Regions from separate parts of the Homo sapiens genome. Here regions 1 and 2 are each linked to region 3. The links are chromatin contacts, found by Hi-C or POLR2A ChIA-PET in ENCODE. All regions are on one chromosome and are shown on one strand. Each heading gives the region's core, a stretch centred on a gene start or an enhancer-like site at or near the end of the contact. The rest is flanking DNA. Distances are from core to core; before and after follow the strand shown. Region 1 holds the start of ALAD (aminolevulinate dehydratase). Region 2 overlaps RGS3 (regulator of G protein signaling 3). Region 3 holds the start of PTBP3 (polypyrimidine tract binding protein 3).

The links. A loop is a pair of places that touch in the nucleus more often than their neighbours do. ChIA-PET counts read pairs that join two places held with the same protein, here RNA polymerase II (POLR2A). Pooled maps may share reads with other maps.
Region 1: a loop to region 3 is called in a pooled map, with 10 times the contacts of the local background. The contact joins the promoter of ALAD here to the promoter of PTBP3 in region 3. A Hi-C loop is called at or near these places in 1 of 168 maps with a recorded cell type or tissue (naive thymus-derived CD4-positive, alpha-beta T cell), 2 of 37 single-sample maps with no recorded cell type and 10 of 50 pooled maps.
Region 2: a pooled map shows a loop between it and region 3 (6-fold over the local background). The contact joins the enhancer-like site here to the promoter of PTBP3 in region 3. A Hi-C loop is called at or near these places in 1 of 37 single-sample maps with no recorded cell type and 6 of 50 pooled maps. POLR2A ChIA-PET finds 5 or more read pairs at or near these places in 1 of 52 experiments (B cell).

Annotation. Positions count from the first base shown.
Region 1 is chr9:113,399,700-113,404,104 of GRCh38, reverse strand. It overlaps ALAD (aminolevulinate dehydratase), which reads left to right and starts at 2,821. Exons shown (of 12, transcript NM_000031.6): 1 at 2,821-2,893. RefSeq lists silencers at 2,510-2,869, 3,020-3,069 and an enhancer at 3,085-3,665.
Region 2 is chr9:113,575,709-113,580,212 of GRCh38, reverse strand. All of the region lies in intron 17 of RGS3 (regulator of G protein signaling 3), which reads right to left. Among named protein-coding and RNA genes, the nearest start is that of RGS3, 110 kb to the right of the region's middle. RefSeq lists an enhancer at 1,003-1,092. Within about 2 kb of position 2,497, at least 5 of the 41 ENCODE cell types and tissues checked have a DNase peak (open chromatin) inside an H3K27ac peak, as active enhancers do.
Region 3 is chr9:112,331,037-112,335,586 of GRCh38, reverse strand. PTBP3 (polypyrimidine tract binding protein 3) reads left to right here and starts at 1,968. Exons shown (of 14, transcript NM_001163788.4): 1 at 1,968-2,117. RefSeq lists an enhancer at 924-1,894 and silencers at 1,644-1,963, 2,114-2,603.

The DNA of each region.
Region 1 (4,405 bases), core at 1,572-4,071, 1.1 Mb before region 3:
CTTACCAAGAATTTATGAAAACTGGGATTCTGTTCCAATGACCTTTGGCCTTGCCCCGTTTTTTTTTAATAAGCTTTTTATATTTCAACAGTTTCTCTACTTATGTCCTTTTTCGATTACAGGGGCCAACCCAGAATACCACATTGCATCTAGTGAACTCACTTTTTAAGACTGAGATGAAATTCAAAGAACATAGAATTAACCATTTTTAAATGAGCAGTTCAGTGGCATTTAGAACAGTCACAATGTTGTGCAACCACTACCTCTATCTAGTTTCAAAACATTTTCCTCAGGCCCTGGCAATCAGCAGTCTGCTTTCTTTCTTGTTCCTTTTTTATGCTTTTCACAGCATTTAGCACAATGCCATATACCTACCTAGAAGACACTCAGAATAGTTTAGTTTTAACTTTTTATTGAAACGAAATATACATACTAAAAGACACAAATAAGTGTGGAGCTTAATGAATTTTCACGAATTAAACACAGCCATGTAACTCACACCCAGACCAATAAACATTAACTGCATCCAAAGAAACCTCTTTAGTCTCCCCCTGCCGCCTTTTTTTTTTTTTTTTTTTTTTTTTTTTCTGGAGACAGGGTCTTGCTCTGTCATCCAGGCTGGAGTGCAGTGGTACGATCACAGCTTACCGCAGCCTTGACCTCCCAGGCTCAAGCAATCCTCCCATGTCAGCCTCCCAAGTAGCTGGGACTACAGGTGTCCACCACCATGCCCAGCTACTTTTTGTAATTTTTGTAGAGACTGTTTCGCCATGTTGCCAAGGTTGGTCTTGAACTCCTGGGCTCAAGCGATCCACCAGCCTTGGCCTCCCAAAGTGCTAGGATTACAGGTGTGAGCCACCACACCCAGCCTAATCTCCCTTTCAATCCTCCCCATCTCCCCAGTGGAAATCACTATTCTGAGTCCTAACAACACAGCTTAATTTTGCTTGATTGTGTAGTTAATATAAATGAAATCATATTATATACTATTTTGTGTCTCACTTCTTTTACTCAACAATATGTTTAAGATTTATTCATATTATTGCATTCACAATACTGAAAGATTAAGGTAAAATGTTTCAAAAGGTGGAGGCTGGGGGGAGAGTGGGAACAGGTCTTTCAGTCAAGAAGAAGAAAAGACATGGGGGAAATAAGCTACACCAAACAGCAACATTTTAAAATTTCCCGTTCTATTTGGGTTCTTAGATGGTTCTAATTATTTTTAGTTACCAATAACCTCAGGGAAGGAATGAGTGTCAGGAAAGAAATGTCGGGCAGGGAATCTAGGAAAAAACAAATAATAATTGCCCCTATGGAGTGTGGTTATTAGCAGGCATTGCAGAGAGAGCCCAGTGTAACATGGGGCAAATTATTTAATCTAGCTGGCAATTGTTTTCCCAATCCGTAAAGTGAGAATAGTAACATCGTTGCTGTCAAGATTAGATAAATGAATGTAAAATGCATGGTACTGTCCCTGACTCTTTAATGCACAGCAAACATTATTTGCTTTCTATCCCCTTCCTTGTTGAATACAGATCAGAACTCCAGTAGCTGGAAACTAAGCAGTGTCATATTTCCCTAGCCTTACGCCGCTAGGCCCCTTAAATTTAAAATATAAAGTATACAACAGGTTTGGGGTACAGATTTTGAGAAATTTAAAAAAAAATTTTTTTTTGAGACAGAGTCTCCCTCTGTCACCCAGGCTGGAATGCAGTGGCATGATCTCAGCCCATTACAACCTCCGCCTCCCGGGTTCAAGCGATTCTCCTGCCTCAGCCTCCCGAGTAGCTGGGATTACAGGAGCCCGCCACCACGCCCGGCTAATTTTTTGTATTTTTAGTAGAGACAGGGTTTCACCATGTTGGTCAGGCTGGTCTTGAACTCCTGACCTCAAGAGATCCGCCCGCCTTGGCCTCCCAAAGTGCTGGGATTACAGGCGTGAGCCACCGAACCGGGCTGAGAAATAAAATCTGAGAATAAGTGTAATGTAACCCACTAGTGTCCTCTACATTTGAAAGTCAACTTTTCAATAATCCCTGAAGAACCACCTGAAAGGCATTGCTTCGCTAGGGCGATGATGCCCGATCGCCATTTTACTCATCCAATCCTACTGGTTTACCCAGGCCCCATAAGCCTCACCAGATCCCTCTTGCCTCTGCACATCTCCAATCTCCATAAAGACCTTTGATCGGATCTATCATTGTACCTATCATAGGTCTGATGCCCCTATCAAGACTTGGAGTTTTCCTAAACGCCCATGTCTTTCACATCACATCTCTCAACTCATAGCATTGCCGTACCCTGAGAAATAAATGAAGCTGGTACAAATTTTCTCTGAAAACTTGGAAGCCTGGCGCTGAACTCAACAACTTTAGCTTAGTCCGCAAAAATGGACTTAGCTAATACTGTGTTAGGCATAATGGTGCTGTTTTAACGGCTTTGACATCCAATTATTCTTTCACCAAGCCATTAACCAGAGCCAAGTTTGCCCTAGGCTGGGCAAAGGAATGCTGTGAAGTGAAACCTGGGCTGTAACCGCCTCCGAGGCCGGCTCACACCCAGGGACCCTCCCAAGCGGTTCCTGCGCCCCCTCGTGGCCTCCCTCCTGCAGTTCGCTGCACAAGCGCAGGGCCCGGAGCGGGGACGGGCGGGCCCTCCAGGCCCTCGACACACCCAATTGGCCAGGCCTCGTTGCGTGTGGGCGGGGCCGCGGCTGGAGCGGAGGAGCCCCCCAGAAGACCGCCTTCAGGGGGCGTGGCCTGGACTGTGGAGGGGGCGGACCGTGGGGAAGCTGCTTCCGGGTGAGCCCCCCCCGCTCTTACGCGGTCTGTGGGAGACCGGAGCGGGAGACAGCGGTGACAGGAGCAGCGGCCGGGAGCCCTTAGGGAGGCAGGTGAGCGGGGGCTGGATGCGGGGAGATAGCGGGCCTGGAGGGCGGCTCCAGGGCGAGGCGGGGACTGTGGCACCAAGAGTCCTGCGTCCCCAGATTGTGCTGTGCGCCTGAAGCCCTGGCGGTGCAGCCGTGCACGGAGTCCCGTGGAGCGTTTGTTTGGGCTGGATTATCCCGCTGCAGCCGAGGTTGGGGGCCCGGGTTCGGGGCTCCGCACCTCTTCTCTGGGGTTCACCCTCTCGGATACCGCCTGGGCAGACTCCATCGATGCAGAACCCGAGGTGCGGGTGGTGGTTGGTGGGGGGGTAGGGAGGTGAAAACAATAACAGCCGTTTTGTACTAAGCGTTGCGTGCATTGACCATTCATTTATTTTATTTATTTATTTATTTTTGAGACGGAGTTTCGCTCTTGTTGCCCAGGCTGGAGTGCAATGGCGCGATCTCAGCTCACTGCAACCTCCGCCTCCCGGGTTCAAGCGATTCTCCTGCCTCAGCCTGCCAACTAGCTGGGATTACAGGCGTGTGCCACCACGCCTGCTAATTTTTGTATTTTTAGTAGAGATGGGGTTTCTCCCTGTTGGTCAGGCTAGTCTCGAACTCCCGAGCTCAGGTGATTCGCCCACCTCGGCCTCCCAAAGTGCTGGGATTACAGGCGTGAGCCACCACGCCCGGCCTGACCCATTCATTTCTTACAACAACCCATTGAGGTCGGTTCTAGTCCCCATTTACTAAACGAAGAAACTGAGGTCACACAACTAGAAAGCTACAGAACTAGGATTTGTACCCACATCTATCAGACTCCAGAGCCCACATACTTAACCATCCTGCTACCAACAGCAGCCAGGCCCAGAGTCTGGCTCACCCAAAGCTCTCCACAAGCCCAACCTGCTGGGAAACAGATTTGATATCTATCCTTAAAGTATGGAGGTGTCATGGTGGGCACTGAGGACTGGGCTGCTGGAGACCTTCCCCCAGATCTGCCGCTGACCCACTGCGTGATCCTGGGCCTGTGTCTACCCCTCTCTGAGCCCAGTTTCACCCTTGTTTCAGTGATACAATCAGCAAACTTTAAGAAGACTCTTAGCCAAGATATTCTAGGATTCTGGGAATGGCAGCTTCTCCTACGTCTAAATGGCTAACCCCAGAGGCGATCAGGCTCTTCAAAGCCCCAGGGCAAGGCTGGGGTCTCATTCTTCTCTTTAATCCCTGTGTCTAGCACTTCAGCAGGCCCATAGTAGATATTCAAGAAATGTGGGTTGGCTGAATAAACACTTCATCTCTTTTCAGAACTGCATGACAGCTGCTCTCCTGGGCCTTTGTGGGGCTTTGGATTTCTCAGTTCTGGCCACCTTCTATCTAGCTGGCTCTCCTGACTGCCTCCTCCCTGGCCAGTGGCAGAGCCTGCCAGGGCTGGCAGCAGGTCCTAAGCCTCTGTGCGAAGACCCACAGCCTCTGGAATCCTCAGCATAGTACAACTTGCAGGGGTGGGGGGTGGCACATGAAGCTCATAGCCCC
Region 2 (4,504 bases), core at 1,248-3,747, 1.2 Mb before region 3:
GGCCCCGCACCTGGGTGCATCCCACATCAGCAGATGCTGGCGAACAGGGCCCAGAGCTCATGGTTCTTTCTGTGCTCCCAGGCAGGTCTGTATGAACAGGGACTGCGTGCAGGTTTGGTAAGGCCCCTGTTCTTGGGAGAGCTGGGGTGGGAAGTGGTTTGACGGGAGCTCCGGAGCAATTATAGGAAACCCGAGAAACCCAGGGGTGGGAGGGTGGCAAGTGTAGGAGAAAATTAGGGCAGGAGGGGAGGCAAAGATGAGGGGGAGGTTGCAGAACACATGGTGGGCATGGGATTTGCCCTGTGAGCAACGAAATGCCACAGGCAGAGCTGTGCTGTGTCAAAGCTGCTCTGGGGAATGTGGGCAGGATGTGTGGATGGCAGGGAGGACTGGGGCACGCATACATTCATGCATTCTCCAAGCACTGAGGTAGGTACTAGGAGGACGGCAGGGAACAAGTCAGACACAATCTCTGCCCTCAGTTAAGTAGAAAAAACAGAGGTTAGACAACTAGTTTGAAGGAGCATGGGGACTGCTCTGATAGAGGAAGTACAGGCAGCTGGGGACCCAGTGAGACAGCTGTTGCAACAGCTGAAGTAACAAGAATCCAGCCAGGGCGCCCCAGGAAGACCAGCTTGCTCACCCAGGGCCTTGGGTCTAGAGTGCTGGAAGCCACTGCCCCACCCTCCCAAGGTGGGGGTCTGTGTCTTTCCCATCCATCACTTCTTTGGCTTGGCTGGACCAGGTTAATTCTGCCCATGTCTCATCTGCTGTAAGCACACAGGAAATGAACCAGGCCCTCTAAATGGAGTCACTGTTTAGGACCTAATCAAATCCTCTCCCAAATCCAATCCAGAGCTCAGAATAGGCTAAGGAGGGATGGCAGCTATGACACCCAGAGTTCACACTCATACCAGCTTTGGCTCCTGGGCCCCAGATGCCCACCGGATGTTGGGTTGAGGGTAGTGGTGGGCTGCTGAAAGTGACTTGTCCAACATCACACAGCTACTCACTGAGCAGCCAGGTTTGCTGACCCAGGGACAACCTGCAGCTCTCACTCCGATGATTCATCACAGCCACCACGGATGCCGGGCTCTGCATCTGCCCTCGAAAACCACTTCCTGCACTGGGGGGGTGTAAACTGGGGTTTGCCTCTGTCTCAGGGTGGCCCTTAACAGCCAGGATTTTACTGACAGAGCACTGGACATGCAGCCAGAAGACCTGGACTGGAATCTTCACTCCATCATTTGCTAGCTGTGTGATCCCAAGCTACCCCACTCCAAGCTTGGTTTTCTCTGCCATGAAAGTGGGTGAGGATGCCTGCTGCTTCCTGTGCCAGAGACCTAAGGGGACCAAGTGAGAAAGGGCAGGAAGGCACTCTGTGAACTGTAAAGTCCTTTGAGAAAGGGAGAGGCTGTTAGAATTCCTGCCCTGCCTTGGACCCCCAGGCTTTCAAGATGGGCTGTTCCTTCAAGCTTGGCATGCTCTGGATCCCTAGCCTCAGGTCCCTGACTCAATGCTAGCTTCCAGGAACCTTGATGGCTCAGCTAACACTTAGCTCTCCTGGCTCAGCGTCAGCCCAGCTCCTCCAGGTCTGGCCTCTTGACCACCCAGAGGCTGACACCCCCAGTCCTTCCTCCGCCACCAGCTCAGAGACCCTCCAGGCCATACTCCTCTCCCCTCTACCTCCACTGTCTCCAACACAGCAGGTTTGGCAAAATTCAGGAGGATGGAGGCGGTACTTACATTAGGGGGAGCTCCAGATACTAACTTCACACTTACTTGCTGGGTGACCTTTGGCTTAACCTTTCTGTGCCTCAGTTTCCTTAGCCATAACATAGGATTTCTAGAATCTCCTCACAATGTTGTTAGAGGAATAAATGAGCTAATGAGTATCCAGAGCTCAGCACCATGAGGGCACCCATGAGCACTCAATAAACGATAGCCATGGTCACTCCAGCACAGCGTGGCCTTAACATCTCCCTCCCTGAATTTCACCCCTTCTCCACCCTCTCATGGGCCTGTCTGCCTGTCCATCAGGACCTGCTGCAGGGCCCCTCTCATCACAGTCCTGTCCACTCCCTTGGGAACCCACCCACTCCCCAGGCCACAATCGCTATCTGCACCATCTGGCCACTGATGACTCGCAGTCCACTCTGCCAGCCCTGACCGCTTTCCTGAGTTGAGATGCCACAGGCAAGTATTCAACAAATCCTCATGGAATAGTTCTGCATCCAGACACTGTTCTAGGCTCTGTGCATAAAGGAAGGAATAAGAAAGACATGATCCTTGTCCTTGTGGAGCCTACGAACTAGAGAGGAAGGAGGGATATTGACCAAGTCATCACTGCCATAAACACAGGATAAACAGAAACCAAGATCTGCAGTGTGAAGGAAAACCCTCGGGTGCTGTGAGAGAGTCCAGGGGAGTGTTGGGAAGGCCGCCCTGTGGAATGGCTGGAGACCGAAATCTGCTCAAGGGGCAGGGCGGGGCTCACTAGGGGAGGAAGCAGCATAGGCCAAAGCCCCGGGCCAGGAAGAGCCTTAGCATGCTGCTGACACAGAGGACAGCTGTGTGGCTGCATCCCAGGGACATGGATGGAGACCTCCTTCTGCATATCCCATCAGTACCCCCAACTCTACAAGCCCTACACTGAATGTGTGATCTCCCCGCAAGTCCATCATTCCTCCTCTAATGGTCCCTGTATCAATGAAGCCACCACCAGTTGCCCAAACCAGGGAATTGGCCATCATTTTCTCCTTTTCCTTCGTGACCACCCCCATGGTCAATCCTCAAATCCTGATCATCACTTATACAACTTCAAGGATCTTTTTACTAGGGAGGTTGGCAATAAGTAGGACAAAGTATATTGGAACTCTCTGTACTTTGCACTAATTTCTAAAGCTAATTTCTAAAAAATAAAAGTTGAGGCCAGGCACGGTGGCTCAAGCCTGTAATCCCAGCACTTTGGGAGGTCAAGACGGGTGGATCACCTCAGGTCAGGAGTTCGAGACCAGCCTGGCCAATATGGTAAAACCCTGTCTCTACTAAAAATACGAGAATTAGCCAGGCAACATGGCGCGCACCTGTAATCCCAGCTACTTGGGAGTCTGAGGCAGGAGAATTGCTTGAATCCAGGAAGCGGAGGTTGCAGTGAGCCGAGATTGCACCACTGCACTCCAGCCTGGGCAATAGAGTGAGACTCTGTCTCAAAAGTAAAAAATCAAAAAATTAAAAAGTTGATTAATCTTTTTTAAAAAGAATGTTTCTACTCTCTCCATGTCCACTGCTGCCACTTCCCTCTAGACCACTGTCATCCCCCACCAGGATGATGTGGGGCTCACAGTGGCGGTGCAGACCCCACTGGCCATTCTCTGTGCTATGTCAGGGGAGCTGCCTCCATGCAAACCTCAACTTGTCACTCCTCTGCTTAAAACGTTGCTGTGGCTGGCTCCCCAATACCTCTCAGATAAAGTCCAAATTCTGTAGCCCTGGAAGACCCTGGGCTCTGTCTCCCTGTAGCCTCACGTCTGACCACTCCCCACCTGAAGTGTTTGAATGAATAAATGAATGAAAGAACAATCGCTGGGTGCGGTGGCTCACGCCTGTAATCCCAGCACTTTGGGAGGCCAAGAAGGGCAGATCACAAGGTCAGGAGATCGAGACCATACTGGCCAACATGGTGAAACCCCGTCTCTACCAAAAATACAAAAATTAGCTGGACGTGGTGGTGGGCGCCTGTAATCCTAGCTACTCGGGAGGCTGAGGCAGGAGAATGGCTTGAACCCCAGAGGCGGAGGTTGCAGTGAGCCAAGATCACGTCACTGCACTCCAGCCTGGTGACAGAGCAAGACTCTGTCTCAAAAAAAAAAAAAGAAAGAACAATCCAGTGAACTTCACAGGACCATCTAGACTCTTAGCCTCAAAGTGCAGCCCAAGAGCCAGCAGCAGCATCACCCAGGAGCTTATATAAAATACACACTCATTTTTTTGTTTTTGTTTTTGTTTTTTTTGAGATGGAGTCTCGCTCTGTCGCCCAGGCTGGAGTGCAGTGGCGTGATCTCAGCTCATTGCAAGCTCCGCCTCCCGGGTTCACGCCATTCTCCTGCCTCAGCCCCCCAAGTAGCTGGGACTACAGGCACCTGCCACCACGCCCGGCTAATTTTTTGTATTTTTAGTAGAGACGGGGTTTCACCATGTTAGCCAGGATGGTCTCGATCTCCTGACCTCATAAAATACACATTCGTAAACCTCAATTCACACCCACTGGATCGGAACCTGCACTTTAATAGGATCCCAGGAGATTCATTTGCACATTAAAGTTTGAAAAACACCGACCTAGACTATTGGTTCTTAACGGAGAAGTACACTTTAGAATCACCTGAGGAGTATCTTAAAAATGCCTGTCTGGACCCAATCTAAGACCTACTGCATCACAGTCCCTAGGAGTAAGGCCCAGGCCTTTTTACTTCTTTCTGACTGACGAGACAATTCTGGAGAGTGG
Region 3 (4,550 bases), core at 719-3,218:
GGTCGCTGGGTGCGGTGGCTCACACCTGTAATCCCAGCACTTTGGGAGGCTGAGGTGGGTGGATCACAAGGTCAGGAGTTCGAGACCAGCCTGACCAACATGGTGAAACCCTGTCTCTACTAAAAACACAAAAACTAGCCAGGCGTGGTGGCGGGCGCCTGTAATCGCAGCTACTCAGGAGGCTGAGGCAGGAGAATCACTTGAACTCGGGAGGCAGAGGTTGCAGTGAGCTCAGATTGTGCCACTGCACTCCAGCCTGGGAGACAGAGCAAGACTCCGTCTCAAAACAAAAAAACAAAAAAACAAAAAAACAAACAACAAAAAAAAGTAAGGTCCAGAAGGATGCACGCAGAATTGTTACAGTGGTAGTCATGGGCAGGGGGTGGTTTGGGAAGAAAAATATTAATGATAACTTTTCAATATTTTATAGTGCTTGAATTTTCCAAAATGAGCATTTATGCTGATATTACTTGTGTAGCTAAAAAAAGGGTTAAGGAAATTTCATCAACAGAATATATCCCAAATACAGTGATAGAAAGACTGCATCAGCTACTTATCTTGTTGATATTCTACATTTCCATCTGGCAATGTTTACAAATGCAACTTAATATTTAGATTTAATATACAAAACAAAATGTATTTGACATTTTGGAAGGGGACTGAGGTTAGATACAGGACTTTAAGAATTACCTCACCGAATTACTCTACCTATTTGAAAAGTTGTATGTCAAAAATATACATAAACGGACTGAAGAATCCATTCAACAGTGACGGCTGGAACCTGATTTTCTTGTGTATTCATGCAGTGCCCGGCACATAGTAGGTTAATACTGACTGAATGATGAATGAGTCCACAGTTTAGATCTTTTTAGCAGCACCTACTGATCTGAAAGCAGGAAATTAGCAAGGATAGATGTTTGAGGTTCTTGTTAGTTGCTTTTCAAATGACGAAGCCACGGGGAGGAGCCCCGCTCTTTTTTACTCAGTAGGTTAAGAATTTGGCTTAACAGTTTAGGGGGTTACATTTTGGTGATCTGTGAGTTGAAAAAGTACTCAATTTCTCACTAAAAAGGGAAAAAAGCAAGCGTGTTGTCACTCGTTATATTATATATATACTTTTTGCTCAGACCAGAGGGAAGGGCTCTGGTGCAAACGTTTCCTGGTTGTGAAACTGTGAGCAAATCACTCTCTTTGTATATGTATTTTCATCTGAAAAAAGGGAATAATGAGTAAACTTTTAAAAAATGCTGGGAATATAGCCATTCCATGTTTGTACAATGAATTTTTCATATAAATTCAATACTAGACGGTTAGGTCGAAATGCACTCAGATACTTAAATTGTATACAAATTCCAGTCCGGGCAGCCTCTTTCACCTCATTCATCGTCCCAGCCACACCTATGGGGCTGGTGTCGGTCCCAGCGGTCGACTCCAGCGCCGGGCTGCCAGAGGCTGGTCCCTGGACGTGTCATCTACAGCCTCGCGCACCCGGGGCAATTCCACCTCGTTTCTGGGGTCCTTGTGGGACATTCCTTCCTACTCTTGGGAGTCAGGTCCCCATAGCTTTTCCTGCCGGCAGAGGGAGGCATTCAAACCTGGCAGGCCCGGTCTGCGAAGCCGGAAGGCCCGCGGGGCCGCGGGAGGGCGGGCGGGGTGCGCGGCGGAGCGGGAAGCACAAGGCGCGCGCTCCCGCGAACGCAGGAGGGAGGCTGGGGGCGCGCGCGCGCGCCGGGCCGAGGGGCCGAGAGGCGGGGTCTTACAGCGACCGCGGGAAGAGGGCGCCCCAGAGCTGAGCCGGAGGCCGGCTGCCAGCGGGGCGAGGGTGGGCGCGAGCGCAGGGGCGGGCCCCGAGGGAGGGCGGGGACGGTGAGGGGGCGGGGTCGGGCTAGGCGGGGACGCGCTCGCGGGGTGGGGAAGGCGGGGGCGCGGCGGTGGCGGGAGCGTGCCCGGTCCCCGCCCCTGTTCCCACTCTCCTTCCACCTCGGACCGGCCGGGGCTCCGCAGAGCCAAAGCTCGCTTGTCCCCGGAACCGCCCTGCTGCCGCCGCCTGCTTCCTCTGCTCGCGGTTAGCCCGTCAGTCCCTGCTCTGTGCGCGCCTCCATCTGGGCCATGGATGGGTAAGTACTAGGCGGCGCGGCGGCCGCACCGGGTTGCCTTGGCGCCGCTTCCACCCGGCTCTCCGCGGGACGCGTAAGGGCTGGGGAGCAGTGCGCGGCGCCGGCGGCCGGAGGAGCGGCCCCGGCCAAGCCCGACGGCGGGGCTTCCGGGCGTCTCGGTGGGGATCCCGGAATCGCGGAGTTGCCGTCCGCCGCAGGCTCTCCTTTCCCCACGCGGCGCCCCGGACACGTCCGCTGCTTCCTAGCCTTACTCGACACACCCGGGAGCAGAGGAAAGCCCGGTCCGGCCGCGGTGCCGAGGTCCGCCCTCCGCGCCCCGAGTCCGGGGAGCCCAGCTCGGCCTCCCGACACTTCCTCTCAGAAAATGGTGCGCGGCGCTGGGGGAGGCGGAGGCGGCGCGCGGGGCGGGCGTCCTCCTGCCGGGGGAGTTGCTGTTTACCGGCGAGGTGGGGCGAGCGGCCGACGGCGGGTGCACGCGTCGGTACACGTCTGGGCGGCGACCTGGTCGCAAGCCATGGTCCCACGCGGGGTCCCAGGGCCGCCGCGGGACTTGGCCGAGGTCTCCCGACTTGTGCTGTGAGATACGTTAACGCTTTCTCGACACCAGGGGTCTGGACTTAGTGACCATGGACGCTTCCCCCTCACCTTTCTCTCTCCCCAAGAAACTTAATGAATTATCTGCCCGTGTATGTAAAATATGATGTACGAGCGATTTTCGGGGGCATTTCAAATGCTCAAAAATTTAATGGGGGTCCGTGACCAAAATAAAAAGATTTAGAGTCTATGTATATAAACTGTTCTCTGGGGACTCAGGGATATGGGGTGGGACTTGACATATTTTGGTAATTAAAGTAACAACTATGTTAGGATTTTGGTGAATTAATTGAAGGTTGTAGTATCTGTACCTACGGATTAAAAAAAAATCTCCAACTCGGTTTATTCCCATTATGTATTTGAGGTTTTTTTTAGCTTGTTACCTACTTTTGATGACAAGATTTCTGTGAGGTTGTGGAATATATGCAACTTGCTAGAACAGTAAAAGTCGTTCACATGTTGCCATACAGTTGATGATATGCTATTTGAAGATGAAATCTTCCAACAGCTTTTGACCTCATTAGATTTCATTTATTTTAGTTTCACAATATTAAGTGTATATGACATTTCGGATTGATTCATTTGAATGCAGATTGCACACTGCTACAGACATCAAAGTGGAGTTTTAGATTTTATTCATGATTGTGATGTTCTTTATTTTTATTTGATTGAAGCTTCAAAAAATTTCTTAAAATTATAACTTTTTTGGGTACACAGTAGGTGTATATATTTTGGGGGGGAATTGAAGCTGTTTTTATTGTTTGATTGAAGTTTCTTCGAGAACATTGTTGAAAACTTATTTCACATTACCTTATTCAGTTGCATTTTATATGTTGAAAAATTTTGTGGTCGTAAAGATTTGTGTCACTAATATTTTGGTTCAGGCAGGCTGTGAATTTAGCATTTCATTATGTGTAGTTAATTGTCTGGAAGGTTTGACTTAAATAATGGAAGCAGGCTATTTTTTTGTGTCGTAAAATGTATAGTTATAATAAAGAGGACTCTTGAATTTTGCGTCTTTGCTGTTAAACTGTAGGATAACTGTGAAGTGCAAACTTACTTTTTGATAGTGTTTAAGAAGTTTACTCTCCCTTCACGCTATTTGTGGTTTTAAAGGTAGTAATGGGTTTATTGGTTTGAATATGCAAGGCAGTTATACAGATACTGACTGGAAGGTAAGTTCATTTGGAAGTTCAAGTCGGAGCATGATTTGCCCTTTGTATCAGAACCAATAACCATAGTGTTACACCATTTTATTTTTTATGCAGCAAGCGTCCAGTTACTTATCACATTTAAATTTTAGACAAATGAATTTCAAGTTTCAGAAGTTTACAAGGAAAAATAAAAAATCTACGTGGTATTTTAAAAACAGTTTACATCATCTAGAGTCATTTATTCGTTGACTTTTATGAGGTAATGATGACATAGGTTATTAACAATATGTAGAATGTATTCGTAGCTTTCTTCTAGGAGATATGAAGAAAAACATTAATCGAAGACAGTTTCTTGGGGCTTAGAAGAGAAGAATTTTTGTATGGCAGGACTTTAAAGGGGATTTTCACACCCTGGTCTTAAGGGATGTGGTTTAAGAATACAGTGCATTTTTGCCTTCAGGAGACTAATTAAATTTCTACATTTTCCAACAGCCTGAAAAAGATCCTTTTTCCTTATTTGGGTAGTTAAAAAACAAACCACAAGCCACCAGTCAACATATCTTTCTAGTTCCTCCTCAAATCCCAACTGTCTCTCGTGTGTGTGTGTGTGTGTGTGTGTGTGTGTGTGTGTGTGTGTGTTCGTTTCCTCCTAAGAGATAATTTATACTTAAACACAGTTTTGACG